Regions from separate parts of the Homo sapiens genome. Here region 2 is linked to region 1. A link is an interaction called in ENCODE POLR2A ChIA-PET data of the cell type or tissue named here. Cell type or tissue: Panc1. All regions are shown on one strand. Links, peaks and the distances in the headings refer to the core of each region. The heading gives the core; the rest is flanking DNA.

Region 1 (16,194 bases), core at 4,965-12,964:
AAATGCAAAAATTAGCCAGGCATGGTGGCACCTGCCTGTAATCCCAGCTACTTGGGAGGCTGAGACAGGAGAATTGCTTGTGAGACTGTTTCTCAAAAAATACAAAGATTAAAATTGAGTAGAAATGCAGTAAGGGAGTCTAATGAAGCTGTTTAATACTTTGTGAGCCCAGAGTAAAAGAATGACTACTAAGCTGAGGTTTGGGTGGGTCTCCTAGTGTACAAAGTGATTTTTAAAGCAAATATGTTTCTGTACTTTAATTAATACTACTGTTATTTATTGAAAAGTTACTATGTGTCAGGTACTGTGTAGTAAACGTAATTGAATCCCCACAATCATATTGTGTAGATCCCATTTTTATCCCCATTTTACAAAACTGAGCCTCTGAGTGATTAAGTAAAATAACATTCAGAATTCACACAGTAGGTAGGTAGTGGGGCCAGGATTCATTCTAACACCAGAACTCATACTCAGGCTGCACTATAAATGACTGAGTATGACCTGCATACCTTCCATGAGTGGTGCCTCCTGGAATTGCCCATCATGCAGAACTGAAGCCTTATCAGTGCACAGGACTGTCTTACTGCTGTATATTTCCAAGTATGGGAACAAGGAAATTAGTCCAACCTGTTTCTAGTAGGAGGAGACACACATAAATAAATAACAATCAGTTTTGCATGCCTTAATGATAGGGATACCTTTTGAGAAATGCACTATTAGGGGATTTTGTTGTTATTCAACAAAAGCATCATAGGTGTGCTTACACAAACCTAGATGGTATAGCTTACTATGTACCTTGGCCTATTGCTCCTAGTTTGCAAAACTGTACAGCATGTTACAAAACTGAATACTGTAGGCAGTTGTAACACAATGCTAAGTATTTGTGTACCTAAACATAGAAAAGGTACAGTAAAAAGTATAAAAGATGAAAAATGGTACACCTGTATGGGGCACTTACTATGAATGGAGCTTACGGGACTGGAAGTTACTCCAAATAAGTCAGTGAGTGGTGAGCAAATGTGAAGGTCTAGGACATCACTTTACATCACTGTAGACTTTATAAACACTGTACACTTTGGCTACAATAAATTTAAAATATTTTTCTTTCTTCAGTAATAAACCTTAGCTTACTGTAACTTTTTTTTTGAGACAGAGTCTCCCTCTGTCACCCAGGCCGGAGTGCACTGGTGTGATCTTGGCTCACGGTAACCTCTGCCTCCCAGGCTCAAGCGATTCTCCTGCCTCAGCCTCCCAAGTAGCTGGGATCCCAGACGTGTGCCACCATGCCTGGCTAATTTTTGTATTTTTAGTAGAGACGGAGTTGCGCCATGTTGGCCAGGCTGGTCTCAAACTCCTGATCTCAGGTGATTCTCCCTCCTCGGCCTCCCAAAGGGCTGGGATTACTGGTGTGAGCCACCACACCTGGCCACTGTAACTTTTTTATTTTATAAGCTTTTTATTTTTTTTAACTTTTGACTCTTGTAATAACAACACTTAGCTTAAAACACAAGCACATTGTACAGCTGTACAAAAATATTTTCTTTCTTTATATCCTTATTCTATAAGCTTTTTTCTATTTTTAACATTTTTTACTTTTATTTTCTACTTTTTAAACTTTTTTGTTAAAAACAAAGACACAAACACACATTAGCCTAGGCCTGCACAGGGTCCGGATCATCAGTATCACTACTTTCCACCTCCACATCTTTTCCCACTGGAACGTCTTCAGTGGCAGTAACAGACATGGAGCTGTTCTCTCTTATGGTAACAGTGCCTTCTTCTGGAATACCTCCTGAAGGACCTGCCTGAGGCTGTTTTACAGTTAACTTTTAAAATATATATAAGTAAAGGGAGTACACTCCAAAATAATGATAAAAAGTATAGTAAATACAGAAACCAGTAACATGGCTGTCTTAATTTGAAGACCTCTATCGTATATGCGGTTCAGTGTTGACCAAAATGTTATGTGGTGCTTGATTGTAATCATATGCAGGAGTGTAGAGTTGGGAGTACACAGAAGGGAGTTACCAGTTTTTACTCTAGGTCCCTCCAGGTTATACTTCTGATACTGTAAACTGGCATTGCTCTAGTCTCAGTAAGTTTATAGCATGTTCAGTGTTCTATTTTTATTCATCATGGCTACATCTGGTTGAAGTAAGGAGGAAATAGTGTTAATTTAGAGAAAGTAAAAGAGGCCCAGAAAGGCTAAATGCCTTTCTTAGAGACACAGTAAATCATCGGTATCAAAGCAATTATTTTGGGCCCCAAATGACAGTTAATTTCCTGGTAGACTAGGAAATTTCACATTTCCCTGAAATTGATCTAAGTAAGCCAAGAATCTTTTCCTCATTTAACTCATATTCTTTTCAAGCCTTTATATTTTTCTTTCATATATATTTTTTTCTTTTATATGTTTTATATATATATAAAATACTTTAAGTTCTATGGTACATGTGCACAACGTGCAGGTATACATGTGCCATATTGGTTTGCTGCACCCGTTAACTCATCATTTACATTAGGTATTTTTCCTAATGCTATCCCTCCCCCAGCCCCCCACCCCAAGACAGGCCCTGGTGTGTGATGTTCCCCGCCCTGTGTCCAAGTGTTCTCATTGTTCAGTTCCCACCTATGAGTGAGAACATGTGATGTTTGGTTTTCTGTCCTTGTGATACTTTGCTCAGAATGATGGTTTCCAGCTTCATCCATGTCCCTGCAAAGGACATGAACTCATCCTTTTTTATGGCTGCATAGTATTCCATGGTATATATGTGCCACATTTTCTTAATTCAGTCTATCATTGATGGACATTTGGGGTGGTTCCAAGTCTTTGCTATTGTGAATAGTGCTGCAATAAACATACGTGTCCAGTGTGTCTTTATAAGTAGCATGATTTATAATAATCCTTTGGGTATATACCCAGTAATGGGATTGCTGGGTCAAATGGTATTTCTAGTTCCAGATCCTTGAGGAATTGCCACACTGTGTTCCACAATGGTGAACTAGTTTACAGTCCCACCAACAGTGTAAAAGCATTCCTATTTCTCCACATCCTCTCCAGCACAAGCGTTTATATTTTTCAAGTTCACAAATCTTTTCCTGGTACTTGGCAAATAATGTGGTTATTGAAAGTAGATAACTTCTCTGCTATATGGTGGCCATTGTGGGATCTGGGGACTCTACAGTGGTACAAGCTGGCTTCCAGGGAATGAGATAGTGATGTGGTACCTCCCTGTGCAGGTTTCTGCGTGGCTTTTCTGCCTTGGGCTAAAGCTAGCAGCTCAGGGACCAGATGAAGCAGATTTCCTCTTCCTGGATAGACTCAACCCGTGTTAGCTGAAGCAATATTTGCAGGGCAAGAAGTCTCCTGACATGCTGGAGATGCTAGAGGTCCAGGGCTGTAGGCTGAATTGCTCGTGATGGTTCCCAGTGAGGAAGCAATGCAGAGTGTGTGCACCTGCCTTCCTCCTCAGAGCTGCCACTTGGCAATTATGCCAAACATCATGGGGAATGATCACTATTGATTCAGTTTTGTCCTGTGAACTACTTTCATTCATAGATAAGACTGATAGCAAATATCAATGCATCTCTGTATTGTGCAGTATTTAATAGGGCATTCTTTATTTTCCCTAATCCCTAGTAAGGTGGTTCTTAAATTTTTTTTGGATCAAGGACTGCTTTAAGAATTTGAGAAAAGCCGGGCACAGTGGTGTGCGCCTGTATCCCCAGCTACTCTGGAGGCTGAGGCAGGAGGATTGCTTGAGCCCAGGAGTTTGAGGCTGTAGTGTGCTACGATTGTGCCTGTGAATAAGAGTTGGCACTTCAGCCTGGGCAATATAGCAAGACCCCATCTGTTTAAAAAAAAAAAACTGGTGAAAGCACTCTCTCCAGAAAAATGCACACACGAAATTTTGAATGTAATTCAAGGGGTTTATGACCCTCTCCACCAAAAGCTGATCTGTGAGCTGTGGATTTTAGTAAATAACCCTTGTTGTAGACTTTCCATAGTCATTTTGTTTGATAGCCAAAGAAATACTGTCATTTTTTAACCTATGGATATTTCACAGGAAATGTGTTTAATGTTCTTCTACATTGATGAAAAGTCAACACTGTATGCTTTAAATCAGCATGCCTACCTGTTGTGTTCTAGGAAATTTTTGTCAAAGCTTAAATGTTGAATAGCAATTATCTAATATTTACTTTTTCTCCCTTTTTAAAGCTTGGTAAAATGCGGCTGACAATTCCGTGTCGGGCCCTTACATGTTCTCATCTACAATGTTTTGACGCAACTCTTTACATTCAGATGAATGAGAAAAAACCAACCTGGGTTTGTCCTGTCTGTGATAAGAAGGCTCCATATGAACACCTTATTATTGATGGGTATGTTACTTTAAGTGTTTTTGGTACCTTGAAATGACCATATATTATCTGGGTTTGTTACACATCAGATTTGGGATGAAAATTCTAAGTTATATATTTGTAGGATTTTTGTGAGTCTGCAAACCAATATTTTCAAAGTAATTTATTTCAAATTAGTGTTATGAATATTTTATCTTTTTAAATTGATGTTCCCTTGGTTTGAAAATGCGTGTGTTACTGTCAGTGCCTCCTGGCATTTGTCGTTGAAAGCACTGGTGCTTTTAAGCAGGGTGTGCTTATACCTTTTCCTTTTCCTGTCATTAGTCCATCCATCCCTAGATATGCAGACCATATTGGAACAAGAATGTATGGGGAAATTTGGGTTAACTCAGGTTCATCCAAAATTGGGCTTTTCAATAGAAGTTAGCCTATTTCTGGAGATTAGATCCACCTTCAGTCATGGTCTTCTTTTTCTTTTTTGTCTTGCCCACCTATAGCATCACAAAACCAATTATTGCTTTTAACACCTCTTTGTTTTATCTATCCTACCAGACATCTTGGAATGTTCCTCTAAATTTTCTTCTATTCTGCAGCCCCCTTTTCCTCCTGCTTTTTGCCACTAAACAAAAACAAATTGTGAAAAGGAGGACATCTCCTTGATTTTTTTGGGGATGGGGGGTTAGAGACAGAGTCTTGCCATTTTGCCCAGGCTGCTCTCGAATTCCTGGGCTCAAGTGATCCTCCTGCCTTGGCCTCCCAAAGTACTGAGATTACAGGCATGTGAGCCACCACACCCAGCCTCTACTTAATATTTCCTGTACTTTCTAGCAAAACACTTAAGGCAACTTACCTGTAGTATTTAAGAAAACATAGGAGCCTAAAGGTGGTAATATCAGAAATTAAGTATATTTAGCAATACAAGTATAACCTGGAGCTTGAAAGATGTCAGACCAGTCATGGGAAACAAACAAACAAACAACATGTAACTTAAATGTTTTATGTTTAATTTTTCAGAAATGTCGGTGATCACTTACTAGTAAATCAGAATTAAATAGTGATATTTTCCAACTTTATATGTTACATAGCTTTAGGTTCTCCCATTTCTTGTTATAAAAGCCATGTACACACATACTCTTTTAAAGAAAAATTGGAAAACACAGGAAAATAAAAAGCTTTTTTCGGTATATGATTTTCTGATTTTTGTCTTTCCATAATTGTGATTGTACACTGTTAATAATTTTTGTCCTTTGGTTTCATTTAACATTATAACCTAAGAATTTGGCCGTAATTAATTTTATGCTTTCTTTATACATGTTTTTAAATGTCTGTCACGGTATTTTATCAAAGAGATTTAACCTTTGATTACATATTTGTATATGTTTTGCTTTAGTTTATCAAATAAGACATGCTTATTGTGGGCAATTTAGAATATGCAAAAAAGTATAAAGAAGAAAAATAAATACTCATGAAGGTATCACCCAGAGGTAACTACTGTCTATATACTACTCACACAGAATTTTATTTTTGAAATGAAGCTTTCTTTTGTTGACGTTTTCTCACTTTTTGTGAACATTTTCCCATATGATTAAAAATCTTTGAAAATGTCATTTTTCATGGTCACATGATATTTTCTTACATAAATGTGACATAAATTAGGCAGCTATATTCCTAGTTAGTACTAGATTTTAAGAATAAATATAACTTAAGTTGTTCAACCTTTATGTTCATTTAAAATATATTCTAAGGATGAATTGTTTTCTTATAGCTTGTTTATGGAAATCCTAAAGTACTGTACAGACTGTGATGAAATACAATTTAAGGAGGATGGCACTTGGGCACCGATGAGATCAAAAAAGGAAGTACAGGAAGTTTCTGCCTCTTACAATGGAGTCGATGGTGAGTAGTTCTTCACAAGGAAGAGGCAGTCTCCCTACTGCTCTAAGTCTGGTTTTCAATATTAAAATCCATATATTTTTAAAAATCACTGAGCAGTTTGTGGATAGCTTAATAATTCCTATTAACTTATTGATTAAATGTTCAGAAGTAATAGAACTCCTTTTAAATTCACTTTTTTGCCAGCTTTAAAAAATTTACTGATATAAGATTTCAAAGTAATGTAATATAATTAGTCATTTGTAAACTCATACTTTTGAAACTGTACCCTTTTTAAATTTTTAACAGATTTGATACAGAGTAGTAAAGGTTCTTTTTTCATTTATTTATTTTTTCCTGGCTTTTAGTATGTTTTTGCTGTAAAGACACTATGAGTTTTGAAAATGCTATCATCGTATTTAAGTATGTCAGATACTATACAGACAAAAATTAATATACCGTCTGCTCTCAAATTACTTTTCTTCTGAAGTGGACATATGACACATTTTGATTGTTTGCTCTAATTCAGTAATTTATTATTTTGAAAAATAATTTACTATTATTAAATAATAGTTTTAAACTTAGAAGAACAGAGCCACTGTTGGTTTTCTACTCTCTGGCTCCAACAATATTGTGAATCTAAACTGTAACTGATAAACTGTAGTGACACTGAGAAAAGAGAGATGTCATAGCTCTTCCCTTGCCTTGTATTTTAATCATTCCCATATAGGATGCTTGAGCTCCACATTGGAGCATCAGGTAGCGTCTCACCACCAGTCCTCAAATAAAAACAAGAAAGTAGAAGTGATTGACCTAACCATAGACAGTTCATCTGATGAAGAGGAAGAAGAGCCATCTGCCAAGAGGACCTGTCCTTCCCTATCTCCCACATCACCACTAAATAATAAAGGGTAAGTGCTGAGACATTTAAAAAAAAAAGTAATCATGAAAATTAACTTGGCAAATAGGGATTAAAGACTTGCCAAATAAAATGATTCTTGATTGTGAAACTTAACTTAGCAATCAAAGAATAGTTTGAATTTTTCCCAGGTTTGTAATACTCTGGAGGGATTGGGGTAATGCACCAAAAGGGTACTTGGATATAGTATTCTTCATATCAAAAGATCATTCTAGTACCGTGGTTCTCAAACTGTGGTGTACGTACATCAGAATTACCTGAGAGCTTAATAAAATGCATACATTGCGCCCCCATGTCTGAGTCAGGAGTAGAGACTAAGAAAATTTGTCTTTCTAGGCCAGGCGTCATGTCTCATACCTGTAATCCTAGGACTTTGGGAGGCTGAGGCAGGTGGATTGTCCAAGCTCAGGAGTTTGAGACCAGCCTGGGCAACATGGTGAAACCTCATCTCTACTAAAATACAAAAATTAGCCAAGCGTGGTGGCATGCGCCTGTAATCTCAGCTACTCTGGAGGGTGAGGCAGGAGAATCGCTTGAACCCAGGAGGTGGAGGTTGCAGTGAGCCAAGATCGTGCCATTGCACTCCAGCCTGGGCAACAGAGCGAGACTTTGTCTCAAAAAAAAAAAAAAAAAAAGAAAGAAAAAATTTGTATTTCTAGTTAAGTTCCCAGGTGATCCTGCTCCTGCTCACAGGATGTAGAACATTTGTTCAAACTGGAATGTATGCTGTAAAATTCACCCCAAGTTGAGTGTTTCAAGTGGAAAGCAGAGGAAGACCAATGATTTAAATCTGCTTCAGAATGTGAATGAGGCTGGTAGTGAATGACTTCTGTTGCAGCACACAACATTTCCCACTTTGCAGAGTTTTCTCCCATATTTTCCATTAGTCTTATATCAATAACAGTGTACCTAGGTTATACTTCAGTTCATGAAACATTGTTATCTACTTTGTATAAAACACCCTCAGCTAAGCATGGATGATAATAAAATGAGTAAGTACAGTCTTAACCTTAAACAGCTTAGCACTTTCTGGGGGGTGGTAAAACAAGTAGCATACTCCAACTATACTCTCAAAACAGGCTGTTAGTCCTGTAGACACATCAGGGATTCTGAGCAAGATTTCTAATTGTGCTGAAGCACAATTGTAGCACACTAATTGTAAATCTAGAAATAGATGTGTCCCTTTTTAGGTATAAAGCAGGAGAATCACATGGCCTGTTGCAACTGAATAGAAGCTAACCAGAAACTCTTCCAGCAAGCATTAGGGACTAAAGAAAGAATGTAGGAGAGAGAAGGAAGTCCATAGATGGCATTGTTACAACACCAGATCAAGAGCAGGCATTTCTGTGCCTGGAGTCAAATCATTTTCAGGTTTGACATTGTATGATGAGATTAAAGATTTCTATCAGTTTGAGACCAGCCTGGGCAACATGGTAAAACCCTGTCTCTACCAAAAAATTAGCTGGGTATGGCACTGTGTGCCTGTTGTCCCAACTACTCGGAGGGCTGATGGGGGAGGATCACTTGAACCTGGGAGGTGGAGGTTGCAGTGAGCTAAGATCGTGCCACTGCACTCCAACCTGGGTGACAGAATGAGACCCCATCTCAAAAAAAAATAAGATTTCAGTCAAACATTTCACACATCGGTATTTTCATTCTACAGTAGTCCATCTTGGCATACAGACAGAAACAAAGACATTAAAAACAGTATCATCATTCTAAACAAAGTGAATAATTTAAGCACAAATCCTACTGTTATGAACATGACCTCTGATAAAAGCCTATCTTGATGGCTATAACCCAGCAAGCCTGACCTTGTTATTACACCAATGTATTTTATGTCTGAGTAGGAGAAAAGGAAAAGTCACATTACCTAAAGTTAGAACAAGTATCTATAGAATTTCAATTCCAAGATATTTTGTAAATATCAAACCATAGTATGACCAAATACACATTGTCATGTGATTTTTTTAAGTGCCATAATCACAATTTTAAAAGATATTTCATAAACCTCTGGATATATAAATACTTTTGGGCTAAATGCATCATAATATATATATTTGTTCTGTTCTTTAGACTATTAATAGTAATATGTATTTATGTAAACTATGCAATAGTATTACTGACTATATATTTTTTCTTTAAAGAAAACATTTGAGTGTTTAGGAATCTAATATTTCTTCTTTGGATATTTACTTTGCTCTTTCTCCAAAAATATTTGGAGAAAATAAAATAAATAATGTTTATTATGTTTGGAAAATTACATTAAATGCATTAAGTACTTCCTGAATTTCCCAGTGACTAATTGAACCCAGCTATAGTATTTGCAAATGCCAGACATTTCTCTCTCTATTTGCAGATAAAAACAAGAAACTTGAAAGTTTACATCCTTAGAAGGAGAATAACACACCATAGTCAACACTAGTAGCCATTTTATAATAATGACTAGTTGGTAACTGGAAACCTCAGTACAGCATATTGTGTTTGTTATTGTGCAGTATAAAGGTTGAAATGCATTTCAAAACATTATCACAAATTGAAAGAAAAGCATGCAGCCAGGAATTAGAGGCAAACACTAAATGTAAAACATTTTGTTGTCTTTAGCCACTGAGTGCTTAATGTTCATCCAGAAATTGTCTATGCTGTTTGAGATGTTTTCAAAGACTAGCATTTTAAATCCTCTCTTATAATCTCTTAGACATTGTGAGAAGACTCAGCTAATGGTAAATGGTACTTTTTCTAGATATAAGAGGTTTAACAAAGTTTCCATTAGATGAAACATTTTTATGAGGCAGACGAGAGTGTGTTTTATGCTTCATATCCCATTCATTAAAATGTGGTAGATGGTCATAACTGGAACTCTATTCCTAGAAATCCAACCTTGTCATCTCGTGAAATGTTCTTTTTTTTTTTTTTTTTTTTTTTTTTTTGAGACAGAGTTTCACTCTTATCTCCCAGGCTGGAGTGCAGTGGCACCATCTTGGCTCACCACACCCTCCGCCTCCTGGGTTCAAGTGATTCTCCTGCCTCAGCCTCCCGAGTAGCTGGGATTACAGGCATGCACCACCATGCCTGGCTAATTTTTTGTATTTTTTAGTAGAGACAGGGTTTCTCCCTGTTGGTGAGGCTGGTCTCAAACTCCCAACCTCAGGTGATCCATGCGCCTTGGCCTCCCAAAGTGCTGGGATTACAGGTGTGAGCCACCACGCCCGGCCCTCTTTTGAAATATTCTATACCACTGAAATTGCATCCCCATGCCCCAGGTACTTTACATGAAGCATTAAAAGCAAAAGACAGCCTCTTTATTGCTTCCTTTCTCTTTATTTTCTATAACACATACACCTTCAGCCTCTTGTATTGTTGGGGTAACATATAACCCTTATGTTTCCTTCTAAGAGGGCTACTATAATTGTTTTTCTTTTCAAAATTAGCTTTGTTTTTGTTTTTGTTTTGTTTTGAGACAGGCTCTTGCTCTGTCACCCAGGCTTGAGTGCAGTGGTGCAATCACGGCTCATGCAGCCTCGACCCCCCAGGCTCAAGCAATCCTCTCATCTATCTCCCAAGTAGCTGGGACTACAGATACGTGCCACCAGGCCTGGCTAAGCTTTTTAATTTTTCGTAGAGACAGGGTCTCCCTATGTTGCCCAGGCTGGGCAACTTCTGGGCTGAAACTATCCTTCTGCCTCAGCCTCCCGAAGTATGGGGATTACAGGAATGAGCCACCATGCCTGGCCCCAAAGTTAGTTAAATTATTATTTTTTCCTTCTTCTCCTTTTTTCCTTTCCCTTAATTGTTAGTAAATTTTAAAAAAAAAGCTACTTAGCTATTTAAACTTTTCACTGTTTTTTAGAGTCCTAATTCTTGTTTTATGTTTTCTTTTTCCAGTTATACTGTTCTCTCTTTAAAAACTCTCCACTACCTATTCGTTTTGGAGTATTTCTTCTTGTTTCACTACATTAGATTCAGCAGGGCTTTTATGCAAACAATGTGCTGATAACTGTACTGGGCATTGGGTATACTAAACAATACCCAGTTTTTGCCCTCCTAAAGATTACAATCTGAGGGGCCAGCTGGTAACTCCGAACCACTCAGATTGCTTCATTCCCTCTGTCTTATTATATGTATTTTCTTTGCTAGGGCATACGTATGCTTCTTAATAGCCAATACTCTGGTGTTGTTTTAAAAGGGTTTCCGACTTTCATTTGATGTAGGTATCTTTCACTCATATCCCGTTAAAGTGGCTCAACTGTACCTTTCTCTTGCATTTTGAAAGCATAGGTGATGATATTCCAAAGGCAATGTGAGGTTTGTGAATGTTGGATACCATTGCATCTGTCCACTTCTTCCTGTGGCCTCTGTTAAATGCTATTATGTATACAAATTATTTTCTCATAATTGTGTATAATCTAAATTATACATTGCTTTGCTTGGTTTTGTTCTTATTTCCAGCACTAAACCGAGGGTTCATTGTGAGATACAACCCCTTTTTTTGTTAACCTTGAGAGTTTAACTGGCTAATGAAAACTATGCCAATCTTTCCTTCTTCCAGCATTTTAAGTCTTCCACATCAAGCATCTCCAGTATCCCGCACCCCAAGCCTTCCTGCTGTAGACACAAGCTACATTAATACCTCCCTCATCCAAGACTATAGGCATCCTTTCCACATGACACCCATGCCTTACGACTTACAAGGTGAGTCACTGGTTCTTCTACATTGTCACATAGCATTATGAATGCCTTTGATCTATATAATTCTCTTCTAGGTGAATCTAAGGAAGAACTGGAAGACTGAGCCAACAGGGCCTTGGACCCAGGGAACTGAGAGAAATAATATGCCGTTGTTATAAATACTGACCCAGTTCGTTGATTGTACTGTCATCAGTAGCCAGTGTTTTACTCCCAGTGGTAAAACTAGTGCAATAATCTTTAGTTTTTGTGAGCTCCTGAGTACTCTGCAAATTGTTTTTGAATGACTGCTAGTATGTGGGTTTGAATTTTGGTATTTATGAACATTATTTTTTTTTGCCGTGGGGAACGGAGTCTTGCTCTGTTGCCTGGGCTGGAGTGCGGTGGCACGATCTCAGCTCACTACAACCTCCGCCTCCCAGGTTCAAACAATTCTCCTGCCTCAGCTTCCCGACCGAGTAGCTGGGATTATAGGCGCCCACTACCACACCAGGCTAATGTTTTATATTTTTAGTAGAGACAGGGTTTCACTATTTTGGTCAGGCTGGTCCTGACCTCGTGGTCCTCCTGCCTCGGCCTCCCAAAGTGCTAGGATTACAGGCGTGAGCCACCACGCCCAGCCCTGTGAACATTATTTATTGTACCCTGACTTTAGTTGTAATGCAACAGGCATTGTGGGTAACTATGTTGTATTATGTTTTAGATAATGGTGAGTTGAGACATTTGAAAGTTTTAGTTTTTATTCTAATGAATTTGATCCTTCTTAAAAATTTTTTTTTTAATTTTGTGGGTACATACTAGGTGTATACATTTATCTGATCCTTCTTTTTAAAAGCTGTTTGAAATGTCAGTATACTCATTTATATATTTTGAGTTCATAATAATCATTTATATTATCAAAAAGAATTGTTTTTATATCTTTGTAGCATAATAATTTGAATATTAGTCATATAATCTAAGAACTTTTTTTTATTAAAAAAGCCATATATGCTCATTGTAGAAAATTCAACACAGAAACATAAAGTGAAAGTTTCCCTCTACCTATCCCCCAACCCCATTCCCGGGAAGTTACAGCTAGTGTGTGTGTGTGTGTGTGTGTGTGTGTGTGTGTGTCGGAGTTTTGCTCTTATTGCTCAGGCTGCGTGTGTGTGTGTGTGTGTGTGTGTGTCGGAGTTTTGCTCTTATTGCTCAGGCTGGAGTGCAATGGCGCGACAGGCATGTGCCACCACGCCTGGCTAATTTTGTATTTTTAGTAGAGACGGGGTTTCACCATGTTGGTCAGGCTGGTCTCAAACTCCCGACCTCAGGTGATTCGCCTGCCTTCGCTTCCCAAAGTGCTGGGATTACAGGCGTGAGCCACTACGGCCAGCCAGTTACAGCTGCTCTTAACGGTTAGATATCTTTCTATACCTTTTTTTCTACATGTATGAAACGCACTGTCACTATCAAGAACAACAGTGCTATGCATTTTGTAAGCCTTCGTGTTGTAATCGGTTATAATGTAGACAGTGAGTAGATGCCCAGAGTATCTGTGGTGTTGTAATATATTTATCTATAGCTGCGTGTTTTACCTTTCCCCAAGTTTAGATATCATAATGAAGCATTTAATTCATGCTTGTTCACTTGCTCTTCATCGCATTACACACTGGGTGATCTAGAAAAGAATGTTAATTGGAAGGGGCCTCCTTGCAGTGAATCCTCAGCAGCCAGGTAGCAGAACTACTCCTTCTTATGTAATAGTAGCCAGTTTGCAGGCACTCAAACCTCTTCTCCCCTCATGCCACTGCAGTCTGTCAGTTGAATCTGATAGCAAATGAGCAAATTTAAGAAAGAAAAATCAGTACTACAACTTACTTAACCTAACTCTTTCAACTTCAAACTTTCTCACCTGCAAAATGAGGGCAAAACTAATTACATACCTCATGAAGTGCTTGTGAGGAGTAACTTAGAGCAGATTGAAAGTTTCCTTAAGAGGAGTCCAGAGCATTTGTTAAAAGTACTATGCCCGTTTAAGGATCAGTGTTAGATCTGACAGAGTAGTAATGGCCCCAGTCCCCCAAATGGGGTCACGGAGAAGACAAATCATTGCCAAAGCTTAGTTTTCAGCCTTAGTAATCTAAAGAAAGGAGAGACGTAAAACGTTTAGCTCAACTCTTCATGTTTAAATAAAATTCTGAGTGACATAGCATATAAGACTTGTATTTGTTTTTGAAGTATTGGGGCATTTGGAAGAGTTTTTCCTTCTTTTTTTTTTAAACTGAAATAATTTTTTCTTCCACAGGATTAGATTTCTTTCCTTTCTTATCAGGAGACAATCAGGTATGTTATGAAAAATTTACTATTATTTTAATTGTACATTAAAAATACAGTCATGCGCCACATAATGACATTTTGGTCAATGACAGGCCATATATGCATTCCATAAGATTATAATGGAGCTGAAAAATCCCTACATCAATTATAGCCATGGTAACATTGTAGCACAAGGCATTACTCACATGTTTGTGGTGTTGCTGGTGTGAACAAACCTATGCTGTCAGTCATGTAAAAGTATCACACGTATAATTATGTACAATATAACGATAATAAACAACTCTGTTACTGGTTTATGCATTTACTATATTTTTTATTGTTATTTTAGAGTGTACCTCTACTTTTTTTTTTTTTAAGTTTGCTGTAAAACAGTGTGCCATGTTATTCCAGGACAGCCTCATACATCCCAGTTTGCCACATCTCTTGATTGCATCATTTCCTCTTGTGCTTGATGAAAATCTTGTCTTGTTTTGTTCATCATGGCCCCTAAGCATACAAAATCCACAGCTAATGTTGCCAGTAAGAGGCCACATCGAGTGACTGACATGGAAAAAAATTAAGTGATTAAGGACGATGAAAGTGGAAGATCAGTGATAGTTATTGCTCACCAGTCAGGCAGTCCCATTCTACCATAGCTACAGTCTTAAAGAACAAGAACAAAGTGATAGAAGCTGTTAAAGGATCTGCTTTGTTCAAGGCAACAAGACTAACAAAAATTTGAGAAGGGCCTGTATCAGATATGGAGAAACTTGTTAGTGACCTGGATTGAAGACCAGACACAGAAACATATCCCTCTCAGCACCATAATGATCATGGCCAAAGCAAAAAGTTTGTTTGCAATGCTTAAAGAAAAGACTGGACCCAACTACAGTGTTAAATGTACTGCTAGCTCCGGGTGGTTTAAACGATTGAAGAATCATTATTCATTATGTAATATCAAAGTGAGTGGAGAGTCTGCAAATGCAGATGTGAAGGCAACTGAAGAATTTTTGGAAACTCTAGATAAGCTGATTATGAAGGAAGATTACTTGCCAGACAAATTTTCAATACGCATGAAACCTCCCTATTCTGGAAATAAATGGCTGAAAGGACTTTCATCCATAAAGAAGCCAAGTCAATGCTAGATTTCAAGGCTTTTAAGGACAAGATAACAGTCTTGCTTGGGGCCATATTGCAGGCTACAAATTGAAACCCTTTGTGATCTGGCACAGTGAGAACTCCAGAGCCTTCAAGCATGTCAGCAAGCACACACTGCCCGTGTACTACAGGAGCAATAAGAAGTCATCGATGACCCAGCTTTTCTTCCAGGATGTCCTCCCGAATTGCTGTGCCAGCAAAATGGAGAAGTACTGTTGAGAGAGTAACATACTTTTCAAGATGATGATTTTTGTTGATAATGCTCCCACACATCCTCATTTCATTGGTGATCTTCATCCCAATATCAAAGTGTTGTGTCTCCTTCCATATACCACCTCTTTGATCCAACCAATGAATCAAGGAGTTGTAGCAGTTTTTAAGGCCTATTAAAAGATCCTAAGGAGGATCTTTGCCCAGGCTATTGCTGCAACTGAAAAACACCGAGAGGACACTGATGCAATTCTGGAAGGTTTACAACAGCTATGACTGCATCAAGAACCTTGCTTGGGCATGGACTGATGTCACCAAGGAGTATGTGAATGACATCTAGAAGACACTGAAGAAGTTTGTTCATGACTTCAAAGAATCTGCTAAGGATGAAGAGGTTGCAGAAATGGACAAGGCTGTGGTTGACATGGCAAACAACTTTAACCTAGATGTAGATGAGGATGACATTGAGAAGCTCCTAGATGTGGTTCCTGAGGAATTGACTAATGAGCTGTTGGAACTGGAACAGGAACACGCAGCTGAAGAAGGTGCAAGAGAAAAGGAAACTGCAGGAGACAAAAAGGAAGAACCTCCAAGAAAATTCACAGTGAAAGGTTTAGCAGAAGCTTTTGCAGACCTCAACAAGCTCCTTAAAAAATTTAAAAACATGGGCCCTGGCTGGGCGCTGTGGCTTACACCTA
Region 2 (14,099 bases), core at 1-8,000, 98 kb before region 1:
TGGATCATGTCAGGAGATTGAGACCATCCTGGCTGACACGGTGAAAGCGCGTCTTTACTAAAAATATAAAAGATTAGCCAGGCATGGTGGCATGCACCTGTAGTCCCAGCTACTCGGGAGGCTGAGGCAGGAGAATCACTTGAACCCAGGAGGCACAGGTTGCCAAGACTGCGCCACTGCACTCCAGCCTGGGCGACAGAGTGAGACTCTGTCTCAAAAAAAGAAAGAACAACAACAAAAAAGATTGGGGAATCCTAGGAGAAAAGAGTCATCTTAATCGCAAATAGTTGAATAATCTTCATTTGTAGCCTTAAATTTTATTGTTACTTGGAGGATAATCTCTTATGATATGCTCAGGGCCCTAGAGAGTTGACACTGTCATATTCCAAGTTCTTAAGGATGACTTGGGTGAATATTTAAGGGCACAATTCTCAGATTTTATATATGACACGGAACTGGAAAGGGTGTGTTAAGATTATAAAAGGAAGAGGAATTCATATCATCATCTGTTGGGCACTTACTTGGTGTCATTAACTATACTTGCATAGGGGATATGGAGATGAGTGTTTACCCTTGAAAAACTCAAAATCTATGGGAGGACATAAACTGGAAAATCAGTGTTTTACCACATTTCGTGATAATTGTACAATAGAGGGGTGTAGGATACAATTTTTCAAAAGGGGTTTGAAAGGCTGGAATGAAGAGCTGAAAAACATGAAGTTTAATGGCATGAAACATTACGTTCTACTTTTAAATTAAAAAAATTGTATTCGAGGATGAGGTGGTTTGACTTTATACTGTAGCCATTTATGTGAAAAAGATAGAATAAAGGTTTTAGTTAACATAAGCAACAGGATGATGTGGATGCAGCCCCCTCCCTGCTGAAATAAAAGAATAACACATACCATACATCCCCTCTTGTCCAAATAAAACAAACCTAAAACGTGAATGACTTGTTAGGTTATATTGGTAAAAATACCATGTTCATATTAAGAGGGATAGTAATACTGCTGTGTTGGAGACTAGTCACACCATATCTAGATTATTTCATTCACTTCTGAGTACTATGGACTGCAGAATGCTTGAGAATGATCAGGAGTGGGAAGGGGTCTAGCTAGTTGAAGGAAAAGAGTCCTTTTAACACATTTTAAGCATTTTAAGAGTCAATTTTGGTATACCAAGAGGACGAAATTTTAGAGCCATTGGGCGGACTTTAAAGGGAACTTTCAATTCCTAGAGCTTTTCGCTAATGTGGGCAGCTTTTAAAGGTTGTGAACTCTTAGAAGTGTTTTAGCAGAGGCTGGGGGCCCAGTCAAGAAAGTTGGAGTAAAACTTCATATATTAGATGGAGTTTTAGACAAGAAGATCTTTAAGTTCTGTTTTTGATACTCTGTTGCTGTTATTTCCAAAAACATTTTCATACTATGTGATAGTGTCTGTAGTTGTTATTACCATGTAGCATTGTGTGGACATTGGCATTTGCCTTTTGAGTCTGAGCTCCACTACTTGCTAGCTCTGTTACCTTCAGTAGGTTACTCCTGTTACTCGGAAATAGTTCAGTACCACCCCTCTAGGACTTTTCCTTAATCTCTATACTAGGACCCAGACTGAAGGCTGTAATTTAGACTCTTTAGTTTAGAAGATGCATTCTTGTCACTTTTTGTTTTGTTAATACGTGTTTCTTCTTTTAGGCTTTTCAGCTTTCTCTCAGATAGGGTATACTGTTCATTGTCTCTTGTCTTATCTGAAACTTAGATCATCTAATTGCAAATGCAGTGTTTTGTTTGTTTTTGGTAAGGGGACAGTTAGGAAAGAATAATCATCTTTTAGAATTTAATAGACTTAAAACTTCTTAAAGCCCTACTTAGTATTTTTAAATTCTAGATTTTATTTGAAAAGTGAATGATGATTGTTCTCATGATCAAGTACAGTACTAATTTTTAAAAGACCTACCTGTTTGTAGAATATTGAACATGGCCTGTAGTTTTTCTTTGCAGTATTTCTTGGTCCTGTCTCCTGTATTTCCACTGCACAGTTCCTTCTTACCTTACATGTAGATAAATCCTGCGTGTTGCCATGTCTTTTAGCCAGAAGGTTTATTTCTTAGTTTTTTTCTTATTTCAGCCATCCTATTGGTGGTTACTTCGGTAACTTCCTTAAGCACTATTTCAATTACATCTTTACTGCCTCTAAAATATGCATTTATTCCACTGCCTGCTCATGTTATACTGTATAAATTCCTTGACTGTCATTTAGTGCCCCCGTCACCCATTTCCTGTCCGTGTCTCAGTGTAACATATACTCAGCTCTGGCTGAGCTTGTGATAAGACATTGTATTAGTTATGAACTCTGGAATCAGGTCAGATTTGAGCCCTATCTCCATCATGTAGTTACTGTGTGATTTTAGATGTAATGTCAGTTTTCTTATCTATACAGTGAGAATAATAATGCTCTGTCTTGTAGGTTCATATGAGGATTAAATAAGATAATCATGCTTACTATAATTAGTATGTTACTGGTACATTATAAGTATTTAATACATATTATGTTTTGTCATTTTTAGTCTGTCAACCCATGTAAATGACGCTAAAAATTATGATTGAAAACATTTTTAATATAGAAAGATTTCACTAACTGTATGTATTGTATTTCCCCAACTGTAGAAGAGTAGAAGAATGAGAAGAAAATTTCATTTAATACAGTTACAATGTTGAATTTTGAAATTTTAAGGAATCTTTGAGAACCTCTAGTTAATCCCTCTTTTTTTTTTTTTTTCAAAGTGAGAAAACAGAACCTGTAAGATTGTAATTTGGTAAATTAGTGGCCAAGTCAGTACCAGAATCCAAATTCTGTATTTGCCAGTACCATTATATTGTATTGCACATTTATTCAGCATATTTTAGGTATTCAGTAACTTTTGAGAATTGAATTAATACGATGATTACGCATGTTTCTGAAGACTAGTTTATTTCTATGTGTTCATTGTTCCTGTCTTCTCTTCCTATACATACTCATTTAGGGCCTGTGCATTGATCCAAAAAGCATTTATTGAACATCTGTGTGCAGAGCAGCCTTTTTCTTAAATAAGAGCCATATTTTCCCACCTCTGCATAAGAAGTCTGGCAATGTGTTAGAAATTTGCACTCTAAATTTTAAAATTAAACTAAGCCCTTTAAAATTTTTTTTCCTTTTTTCTTTTTGAGACAGTGTCTCACTCTGTTGCCTAGACTGGAGTCCAGTGGTGTGATCACAGCTTACCACAGCCTCGAACTCCTGGGCTCAAGGGATCCTCCTGCTTCAGTCTCCTGAGTTCCTGGGTCTGTAGGTGTGTGCCACCAATGGGCCTGGCTAATTATTTTTTATTTTTTATTTTTAGTAGAGATGAGGTATTGCTGTATTGCCCAGGCTGGTCTCAAACTCCTGGGCTCAAGTGTTCCTCCTGCCTCAGCCTCCCACAGTGCTGGGATTACAGGTGTGAGCCACCACACCTGGCCTAAACTTTTTAGGAAAAATATTGTACTCCAATGTTATAACATTCTGAGTTGGATTTGTTATTTATTTTTTTGAGACAGAGTTTCGCTGTTGTTGCCCAGGCTGGAGTACAATGGTGCGATCTCAGCTCCCTGCAACCTTCACCTCCTGGGCTCAAGCGATTCTCCTGCCTCAGCCTCCCGAGTAGCTAGGATTACAGGCATGCACCACCATGCCCGGCTAATTTTGTATTTTTGGTAGAGATGGGGTTTCACCATGTTGGTCAGGCTGGTCTCAAACTCCTGACCTCAAGTGGTCTGCCTGTCTCAGCCTCCTAAAGTGCTGGGATTACAGGCCTGAGCCACTGCGCCTGGCTGGATTTGTTATTTTTAATGTTCAGGTTATCGTCCAGAAGGAGCTTTTTGAAGGATAGAAGTTTCATGAAATGTGGTAGTATATAAATAAGGATGATGTTTAAATTATCTATCAAAAATTAAAGCCATGGTGTACCATTTCAACAGTGTTTATACTTTGTTTAAAGAAGAATGGGATCTCTATTTATGTATAATTGCAATATTTTGTCATTTTGTGGGACCTCAATGCAGTCAATAAGATGGACCTGGAGAGGTGGAAGATAATTAACTAGAGGAGTAGGCACTACAGGTCATTTTCCGGTTGTCTTATGCTGCAAAATAGATAAAAGTTGAGAAATTGGGTGAAACAAGATTATGGAGAAGTATGTAACCAACCTGATTTGCTGCTTTGAATAGAAACTGTCTAACTAGGTTTTCTGGTTGAATGGGGCATTGTTGACAGATTGCTAATAGCTGCTTATTAACAATTTGTAATGAGAAGATTTAGAAATCATCCAAAAGTAAGCCCCATTGAATGAAGAATCTGACTTTGAAAATAATAAAATACTTTTGTTGTTGTGTGCAAGCTTTAATGTGTGCAGTTACAGAATTTGTGATTATGCATTTGCTTTTGTGGATGAAAGGCAAAAGTATAAATGAAATATTATGACATTATTAAATCCCTATTTTGTCTGTCTTTGGAATTCATTCTGGTTTACAATTCGTTATAAATTGATACCAGATAAAGACTCATAATATAGTCTGCTTAATGACTAATCCTGTAAACCACTGCAGTGGGATGTGTGAACAAGAGTAATTATGTTGTTCAACAAGAAGTACCTAATTCTTATCCACAGTGTAGATATAACCTTCAATAATGGAAGGTCACAGCTAATGAGACAATAAAACTGGCACTTTCTGTTTAGTTGCAAAAGCCTGTTTGCTTGTTGACGTTGTTTGAGTATTGTCTGTATTTATCTTTCTCAGAACATGGCCCCTGCCTCTGTGTAGTTGGGACAGAGTTTGCGTACATATATATCTGTGTTTTTGTAAAGTTTTACATATCTGAAAAGGGGATTGAATAAAATGTTATTGTCTTGAATGTATTGAACCTCCCATTCTGCACTACTCTGCCCTTAGAACACTAGAAGCCAGCCTTATACCACCAAAGCAGGAGATTGGGTTGTTCCTCTCTGTCAAAAGTGATCAGACAAAAGGAAGCAAAGGGAATCCAAACAAAATAGCCAGGTTATTGCCCAGTCATTCTAGATGAAGTACCCTGGTCTGCTCACTCACATAGATTTTCCCATCATCTTTTTAGTATCTTACTCTTAACTATGTATGCACAGCCCAGGATTGTCTCTCATTTAAGGAAAGCTTCAGGCATGAAAGGCAGATACCAGTGTAGGGAGAAGAAGAAAACAACATCAACACCCAATTTATATTCTCAAAAAAGAAAAATAACAAAATGTAGAGGAAAAAGAAAAGAGAAATGCAGAAAATTAAAAGAGTTCATGGAAATTAAAAATTTAATGTAAGCGTTAGGAGATAAAATTGAGGAAAATCCCAGAAGATAGAGCTAAAAGACAAGAGATGTAAAAATGCACAAGGAAAAAGAAAATAGAGTAAAGGAAAAATGAGATTATCAGTCTAGGAAGACCTGTGTCTGAATAATAAGTGTATAAGAAAGAGAACACAAAGACATGGAAGGAAGATTATTGTAAGAAAACTTCCCAGAACTGAAGGGGACATACATCTCTAAGTTTAAAAGGATCGACAGTTATCAGTTTATGCAATTAAAAAAAAAAAAGACCAACCCCAAGGCACAACATTGTAAAATTTCAGAACAGATTAAGAGAAGCTGCTATGATTCCAGATGGGGATATATAGTTGACTATGAAGGATTATGGGTCAGATTGGTACTAGGCTTCTTAACACTGGAAGCCAGAAAACAATAAGGAAAGGCCTTCAAAATCTTGACACAACATGATTTCCTGCCCAGCACTCTGTACTGAGCCAAACTCAGTCGTAAGGGTAAATGAAGATTTTAAAAATACAATGCAAGGAATAAAAACATCGTACCTCACATGCCCCCTTTCTCAGAAAGCTGCTAGAGGAAATACCCCACTAAAAAGAGAAAACCAAGAAAGGGGAAGTAGTGGCATAAGGAAACGGGATCCAGTATAAAAGAGAGACAAGGGAATTCCTGGGATAAGCTAAAGGGAAATTCCATGACCATAATTGTGCACCAGGCTTGGAGAGCCTACAGTCCAAATTGGAATATGGTGGAGGGCTACAGGAAAGAAAACTGATTTACCTGATGTATTTGAATATATTGAGAAGAAAGTTAATACTTTTAGCTGTTTGCAGATGAATTAGCAGTAGGTACCTAGAAACCTAAGCAAATGGAAAAATGGTGTAGTTATTAACTGTAAGGAAAGCAAAGTTATACAGAAAAGAGTAATCATGATGTACTTTTGGCTCAGCTGTGAATATTATTTACAGCCATAGTAATAATGTAAGTACTGACAATTGATTCAACCAAAAATTATGATAGAAAGATGAGGGAGAGAAGATGTAACAGAGCTAAACCATTATATTTTATAATAGGAAGTCAGTAGAGTCCTCAAAGAAAAAATTAAACAGCTGCATAGACCTACTACATAGAATATAGAGAAAAAAATGCCAGAAGAACTAGCTAAAAAGACTTGAAAGTGGTTGCCTCGGGGATTTGAAAATTGTGGGGTATGTTAAAGGGGGAAGGGACTGCTGTTTTTCTTGTAAAACTTTTTGGTTTTTTAAATTGTGTTCACGTCTGTCAGATTATGAAAATTAGTTTTAAGAGGTTGCTCCTTACAGAATGCTCTTGCATTCAAAATATATACAGTTCTGAGGCATTCTAAATCCCCTAGGATTCTGAGATCTCTATCAATTGAGGACGTAGAGTCAGCAGAATGCTACAAAATTGCTGAGGAAGTAATGATTTCTAATAGTAGTAGTGGTTGATGCAATCCTTAGTTGTAAATATTTATTTTGTTGTGCTAACAAATGGAGATTTTTAAACACCTTAAATGCAGATTAAAATATATTTCATTTCAACAACTCAGATGTGTTAGTGTTTAGTTTTCCTCAGTGTTGTCAACACTTTTCATTGTGAATTGACTGCTTTATGCTTCTTTGCAGCTTTTCTGTTGAAAGATGCTTCAGTGTTTCCCGCCCCCTTCTTTTATTTCATTTTAAAAAATACTGCATGCTTATCACAGTCCTTAAGAGTATGCAACAGCTGTTCCAATAATAGCAATAGATAGCACCTGATTTTTCATTATACCTGATTATAAGTTGCAATGGTTAATTTGAATCCACATTCTTTTCTTATCTTAATCGCCAGTTTTTAAAAGCCAAAATGTTGAAGCTTGAAATGGAGATTGAGTTAAATAAATTAATCTTCAAATAGGTTTTTCTGTTATCCAATTAAAGGCATGTGGTTCGTTTCCTCTTAATGTCAACATATTATAGCATGAAAGAAAGTACATTTGGAGTAGAACCAGTTGCATGACATTCAACACGTTTCTTAACCTTGCTAAGTCTTATTTTCCCACCTGAAAAGTGAGAACAGTACCTGCCTGATAATTATGACAATTGATGATGAATCCTGTAAAAAAAAAAAAAAACACCCAGTTACTCAGGAGGCCGAGGCAGGATCACTTGAGCCTAGGTGTTTGAGAACAGTCTGGGCAACATAGCAAGACCCTATCTCTTAAATAACAAACAAAACTAAAAAGCTTGGCTTGCTGATAGCAGCTACTATTTGAGTACCTACTATGTACCAAGTATTGTTATTGCTGCTGCTACTCTTTGTTTCAGAGAGAGACAAAAAATGTAATTGAGGGCGCTCAAGTTTATTGTTGTGTCATAAACTTTTTTGGACCATCAAGCAAGAGATTTTATGAGAAATGTCAACATATTCTTCTACAAAAATAGGAAAATGATACATCTGCATTGCATCTGAATCTTTGTACCTATGGAATAAAGACAAAAGCTGTCATCAATGCAGAGTTTACAGTAGTCACTGAATTTTGCTGGTTTGTTTTTGATTTAGGAGAATGGAGTTGAAATAGTTCTCTTCAAAATTTGTACTTTTTTTTTCTGTAAAATGCAGTACATTTGACCCATGCCAACTTAAATTTATTTTTAACCTCTAATCCTTGAAGTTTCATGTTATTTATTTAAAAGCAGTTTACTTATTAATAGTACATTTCAGTTTGAAGTCCCTGTTCCTTTTTAAATAATAAAAGTCTTTAGAAGTATTTTGTACTCTTTTGGTGAGTAGGGAGAAATTGATATCCTGCTGATATTATAGTTAGTAATTGTTTACAATCTTTGATAACATTAAAAAGAGAAAACATTTCTAAGATTTGGGTGGAATTTGTTAAGGTTTACGTTATATCTTTGCATGCCTCTACAGAACATGAATTTGAGCATTTATTTGGATAAGTTATCGCTGTAGATGCTACCTCCCACCCTTTCTTCTGGTGTCCTTTCTTACTTGTTTATTTGTTCGTTCATTCATTCACTCATTGATTATGCAGGCATTTGAAGAGTTTCCACTGTTGTCAGGCCCTAGTTGTAGATGCTGAGGGTAATATGGTTGTGTACCATGGAGAACCCTGGTTTGCTTATAGAATCACTTGTGTAAACAGAAAATTACAATAAAGCAAAATAAATGCTAAAATACAGATGCGAAAAGTGGCCTTTGTAAAAATAGTGAGAGTAAAGATCATCCTACCAAGGCTAATGGCCAAAGGCTAACAAAAGCTGGACCTTGAGGAAAGAGTTTTCCAAGCCAGAGAAGTAAAGGAAGGACTCATATTTCTTTGATTAACCAGCTATATTGCTTATAAAGCTCTTTATATACTTTTCTCCTCAGTATTTTATTTTTTGCTTAATGGTTTTGCCACCTGCAAAGAACCCTTAGAGAATTGGCTGGGGTTATCATTGTGAGTGGTGGTGAGTTAGGGAAGGCAGCATAAGCATAGCTTTTGTGTATTTGGTATGAGGTGAAGGAATTAGTTGGAGAAATAGAGAGCAAATGGTAAGCTTACATGTGTCTTTTTATCCTAATACTCCCTGTCAGTGGTGATGCAATCTTTTAGGATTCTGCTAATAGCTGTGTGATCTTGGGTAAGTGATTTCTTCTCTTTGGATTCCATTTTCCACCACTTTAAAATGGGAGGATTGGTATAGATGGTCATTTCCTATTAGTAGGTGGGGAAAAAGGAGAAAGGGGGACTAAATAAGTTTGCGAACATAGGTAAACAAAGTTAAATAGATTACTGCAGCCTCATGCATTATGGCATATGAATTGGGTTGCTGGACTTCTAGCTTGGCCTTGCAAGTTAAGTGAGAGTCAGTAATATGAGTCCAGCTCTGTCTTTTTCCTAATGGTTTAGTGGAAAGAGCATGGGCTTTAGAATCAGACATATCTGGGTTTGAATCCTGACTACTCCTTAGTAGCTTTATGGCTTTATAAGTTATCTAACCTTTCTGAACTTGTCTCCTCATGTATAAATCAGGCAGGATAATACCTTGCGGAGTTGTAAAGATAATGACATTCCATGTGAAAATATCAAATAGAATATCTGATATATAATTGGTCAAAAAAGGTGTAACTTAAGTCTACAAATTCCAGAGTTAGTACAGAATGTAAGTAACACTTGATAATAGCTATTGATATCCTGCCTACATCTGGTGTTTGAGATGGACTGTTTGTTGTTTCATATATACTTATAATTCTTCCCCAAGAAAACAAAATATTCTTGAGAGCACATCATTACGTTTTGCCATCTACATAGCACTCGACATTCTCCTGGAGACTCAGTAAGTGCTTGATAAATACCTGACAGTTTCATCAAAACAGTGGAATAAAGTGAGGTGTGGTTTTCCCTGGTGTATACTTTATCCTATATTTCTTATAACCAAGGGTAGAAGTCAATGAATTTATGAATATTAATTTTAAATTTCTTTGGTTACTTAACGTTAAATGATTAAATTTGAAGTTTGAAATAATAGGATTATAAGTGAGCTGGCCTTTATTTGCTTAAGTAAACCATAAGAAGGGGGTTATAATAAAGTGTCATTTAATAGTGTAAATTATATTATTGGAATACTAATGTTTTACATTTTGTTTTTTCTCTAAGCAAATGGTTATGAGCCTTAGAGTTTCTGAACTCCAAGTACTGTTGGGCTACGCCGGGAGAAACAAGCACGGACGCAAACACGAACTTCTCACAAAAGCCCTGCATTTGCTAAAGGCTGGCTGTAGTCCTGCTGTGCAAATGAAAATTAAGGAACTCTATAGGCGGCGGTTCCCACAGAAAATCATGACGCCTGCAGACTTGTCCATCCCCAACGTACATTCAAGTCCTATGCCAGCAACTTTGTCTCCATCTACCATTCCACAACTCACTTACGATGGTCACCCTGCATCATCGCCATTACTCCCTGTTTCTCTTCTGGGACCTAAACATGAACTGGAACTCCCACATCTTACATCAGCTCTTCACCCAGTCCATCCGGATATAAAACTTCAAAAATTACCATTTTATGATTTACTGGATGAACTGATAAAACCCACCAGTCTAGGTAAGATTATTGTATGATAGTATTTGGTTACTTTTGCAGGATGAATTTTCGTTTTAGGCTTTTACTTTGACCCAGTTTATTATTCATAATGAAATTTTCATTTGATAGTAACAGCTGGATAATAATGAAGATCTTTCAAATTTAGATAAAATCAAATATATAAAAGCTGTCTTTCAGGAAAAAAGGTAGTATAGTGATGGTTACTGACAAAGTAAATATTAAAAAGTTTCAAGAATATAAACTTCCAAAGAGTAGTATTTTAGAAGGTTGATTAATATTTTATAATATCTCATAAATTAAATTAAAACCAAATGAATCACTACAAGTCTCTGATTAGTTCTTAATTTTCAGGGGTTGATGATCTCTAAAACAAATCACTGACTAGTTTTGATTATTTAAATGAGTGAATGGTTTTAATGATCATAAAAGGAGACTTGAGCTTTGATGTATGCTAGTTAAATTTCAGCTGATTTTTTTCAAGTGGAGAAGTGCATGCTTTACAGGCATGCACATGCACATGCACACTCATGATTACGGTTATATAATATAAGTGCTTGAAATTTATTTTACTGTGTTGTTCCATCATTTGATTTGTAGTCTAGCATATAGAATTCAATATATTAATCAACTTGTAATTTTAATTGCTATAATGCTACCTTATTTATTTAACGTAGAATAAAACTCAACTGTTGTGACCTCTGATGCCTTTGGTATAATATATTTAAAATATCAGACTTCTAAATGCTGGTTTGTTGGCATACTACGGCTGGCAAGCTAAGTCCAGTCTGTGGCCTGTTTTTATGTGGTTCTGAGCTAAGAAATCTGAAAAATATTCCCAAAGAGTTATTAACAAAAAAGGAAAGAAACAAAAACAAAGAATGTGTAACGGAGACCATGTGTGCCTGTAAAGCACAAAATATTTACCCGTATAGTAAAAGCTTGTGAATCCCTGTTACAGATCATTGAACATTTCAGTTTGGGGGACTGGCAAGTGTTGAGAACATTTTTTGCGAATTTTTGAGAACATTTTGAAAATGTTTACTGAAATTCTATCTTTGAAATATGAAGTGTTTGTTTTTAATTATATTTAGCAGAAATTATCTGAATACACGAAGATTATAGGAGTCATTTTCAAACAACGTGAGTTTTGTATCACATTATTTTATTTTTTAAGTGGCCATAATAAGAAAACATTTTTTGAGAATCTACTGTATGCTTATAAAACTGACACATGCTCATTGTAAAAAATGGAATTGCCAAAGTTCCTTCCTTGTTAGCTGTTTAGTGTGTATGCATATATAGTATAAGCAAATTGTTTCTTGTTTTTTACAGAAGGAATCATATACATAGTATTGTATAACTTCCCTTTTTTCCCCTTAATAATATATCATATGCATCTTTTCTTGTCTGTCTGATTATGTGTGTGTATATATATATATATATATATATATCCCATTTTAAATTAAAGGCCATATCTGTATCTATCCATATCTCTGTATATGGTCTGTGTACATGTATGTATGTGTACATATGTGTTATGTATTGATCAGTTGATGAAAACGTTGTGACCAGGGGCTTGCAGGAACCTAACCCTATACTTCCCCTGGTAGCAGTGATTATATATTCGCAAATTCAGTGTTTGTGGTGATTTTATGAACATAAATGTCACAAATAGCAATAATTGACTATATTTGAAGTATGATTTGAATGCCAGTTTTCATGAATAAATCTGCTGTTTGTGGTATGTATTCACAGAAAGTCACCAAATGAATAGGTGGTATAGAATTGCTTAGTGATATGTAAATAGATTTTCAGTATCTCATCGTTATAGAATTAAAAACAAACCAATTTAATATGCATAAAAAGATCTCACCACAAAGTAATTTGTGGAAGTTTATTGGCTCAATAAATATTTGTTGAAGGGCAATGCTTATTGAATGTGAAAAATATTTATTGAAAAAAGATTTTATGTAATTAGTCTTCAGGGTGTAGGATGAGTATATTTTAAGGCTCTGTTTTTATAAATTCTTTAACATTATTAAGACTTTTTCTGTACTTCATTAAATGAAGTGGCTACATTTGTCACATAACTTAGTTTCCTAAATGATTATTTTTGCCGGTAGTTCATTTGTTTTAAATCTAAGAAAACCACGTTTTCTGGAAAATTAAATAGCTTCCAGCATTCTCTTCATTTCTAAACGTACATACATTTAAAATCAAGTTTTTGAGAACATAGTTTCGAACACCAGCTGGCTAGTTGATCACAACTATCACTGAGTCCAGAATGGGACAGGCACATTTACTTTTTCATTTTTTCCCTTCCATTGTGGCCTTAAGCACTAGATTTAAACAGATTTTAAGATGTTCAAATGTAAACTGAATGTTTTTATGCATGGTTTTGTATTTCTAACTAAAATGGAAGACAGTAGTTCTGATAATTCCCATTTTATTAGGTAATTCTCATTCATTCTTACGATCATTTTGTTATTTCTTTAAAACAATTTAAAATAATTTTAAGGCCTTTATTTTGGAGCCATAATTAAAGTATTCTTTTCATTGTCCATAATTAACTGTAAGAATTGAGAGGTGAAGTAAAAGGTGGTTGTAAAGTAAGATGTTTAATTTATTGTTTACTTTGGCCTCTCATTATCTCAATTCTGTTTGTTTCTATGAGGCTTATTTCAAATGCTTTTTTTCTTTAACCTTTTTCATTTATCTTTCTAGGCTGTCCTCCTTTCATCTGTACATTTCTTCCCCAGCCAGAATCAATTTCACTTTCCCTGCATGCTCTCATAACATTTATTTTTTATTTTTATTTTTTTGAGACAGAGCCCCATTCTGTAGCCCAGGCTGGAGTGCAGTGGCACAATCTAGGCTCACTGCAACCTCCGCCCCACTGGGTTCAAGTGATTTTCATGCTTCATCCTCCCAAGTGGCTGAGACTTACAGGCACGTGCCACCATGCCCGACTAATTTTGTATTTTTAGTAGAGATAGGGTTTCACCATGTTGGCCAGGGTGGTCTTGAGCTCCTGACCTCAGTTGATCCGCCCACCTCGGCCTCCCAAAGTGCTGGGATTACAGGTGTGAGCCACTGCACCCGGCCTCATAACATTTATTTTTTAAATTTTATTTTATTTTATTATTTGAGACAGGGTCTTGCTCTGTTGCCCAGGCTGGAGTGCACTGGCACAATCTCAGCTCACTGCAACCTCTGTCTTTCCGGCTGAAGCAGTTCTGCCACCTCAGCCTCCCCAGTAGCTCAGACTACAGACACGTGCCACCATGACTGGCTAATTTTAGTATTTTTAGTAGAGTCAGGGTCTCATCATGTCAGCCAGGCTGGTCTCGAACTCCTGGACTCAAGTGATCTTCCCACCTTGGCCTCCCAAAGTGCTAGGATTACAGGCGTCAGCCACCACACCCAACTTAAATTGTATTTAATAATAATAATAATTATTATTATTTTTTGAGACAGGGTTTCGCTCTGTCATCCAGGCTGGAATGTGGCGGCGAGATCTTGGTTTGCTGTGGCCTTAACCTCCCTGGCTCATGCAATTTTCCCAACTCAGCCTCCCAAGTAGTTGAGACCACAGGCATGCACCACCACACCTGGCTGATTTTTGTTTTTATG

Evidence for each region. ChIA-PET counts read pairs that join two places held together with the same protein. Peaks named below come from ENCODE experiments on the same cell type or tissue, not always from the same donor. Only the 100,000 strongest peaks of a DNase experiment are listed, where the experiment ranks them.
Region 2: POLR2A ChIA-PET joins it to region 1 with 14 read pairs; 5 of 35 experiments call an interaction of 5 or more read pairs at or near these places.

The regions. Positions count from the first base shown.
Region 1 is chr15:68,169,513-68,185,706 of GRCh38, forward strand. PIAS1 (protein inhibitor of activated STAT 1) reads left to right here. Exons shown (of 14, transcript NM_016166.3): 9 at 4,220-4,380; 10 at 6,125-6,255; 11 at 6,962-7,142; 12 at 11,700-11,842; 13 at 14,118-14,155. LOC105370871 (a long non-coding RNA gene) reads right to left here. Exons shown (of 2, transcript XR_932396.3): 1 at 13,756-16,194; 2 at 12,786-13,639. Among named protein-coding and RNA genes, the nearest start is that of CALML4, 28 kb to the right of the region's middle. In Panc1, for the core only: no CTCF peak of the experiment used is centred there; no DNase peak of the experiment used is centred there.
Region 2 is chr15:68,076,285-68,090,383 of GRCh38, forward strand. It overlaps PIAS1 (protein inhibitor of activated STAT 1), which reads left to right. Exons shown (of 14, transcript NM_016166.3): 2 at 10,022-10,466. Among named protein-coding and RNA genes, the nearest start is that of PIAS1, 29 kb to the left of the region's middle. In Panc1, for the core only: no CTCF peak of the experiment used is centred there; no DNase peak of the experiment used is centred there; H3K27ac peaks cover 2,309 bases.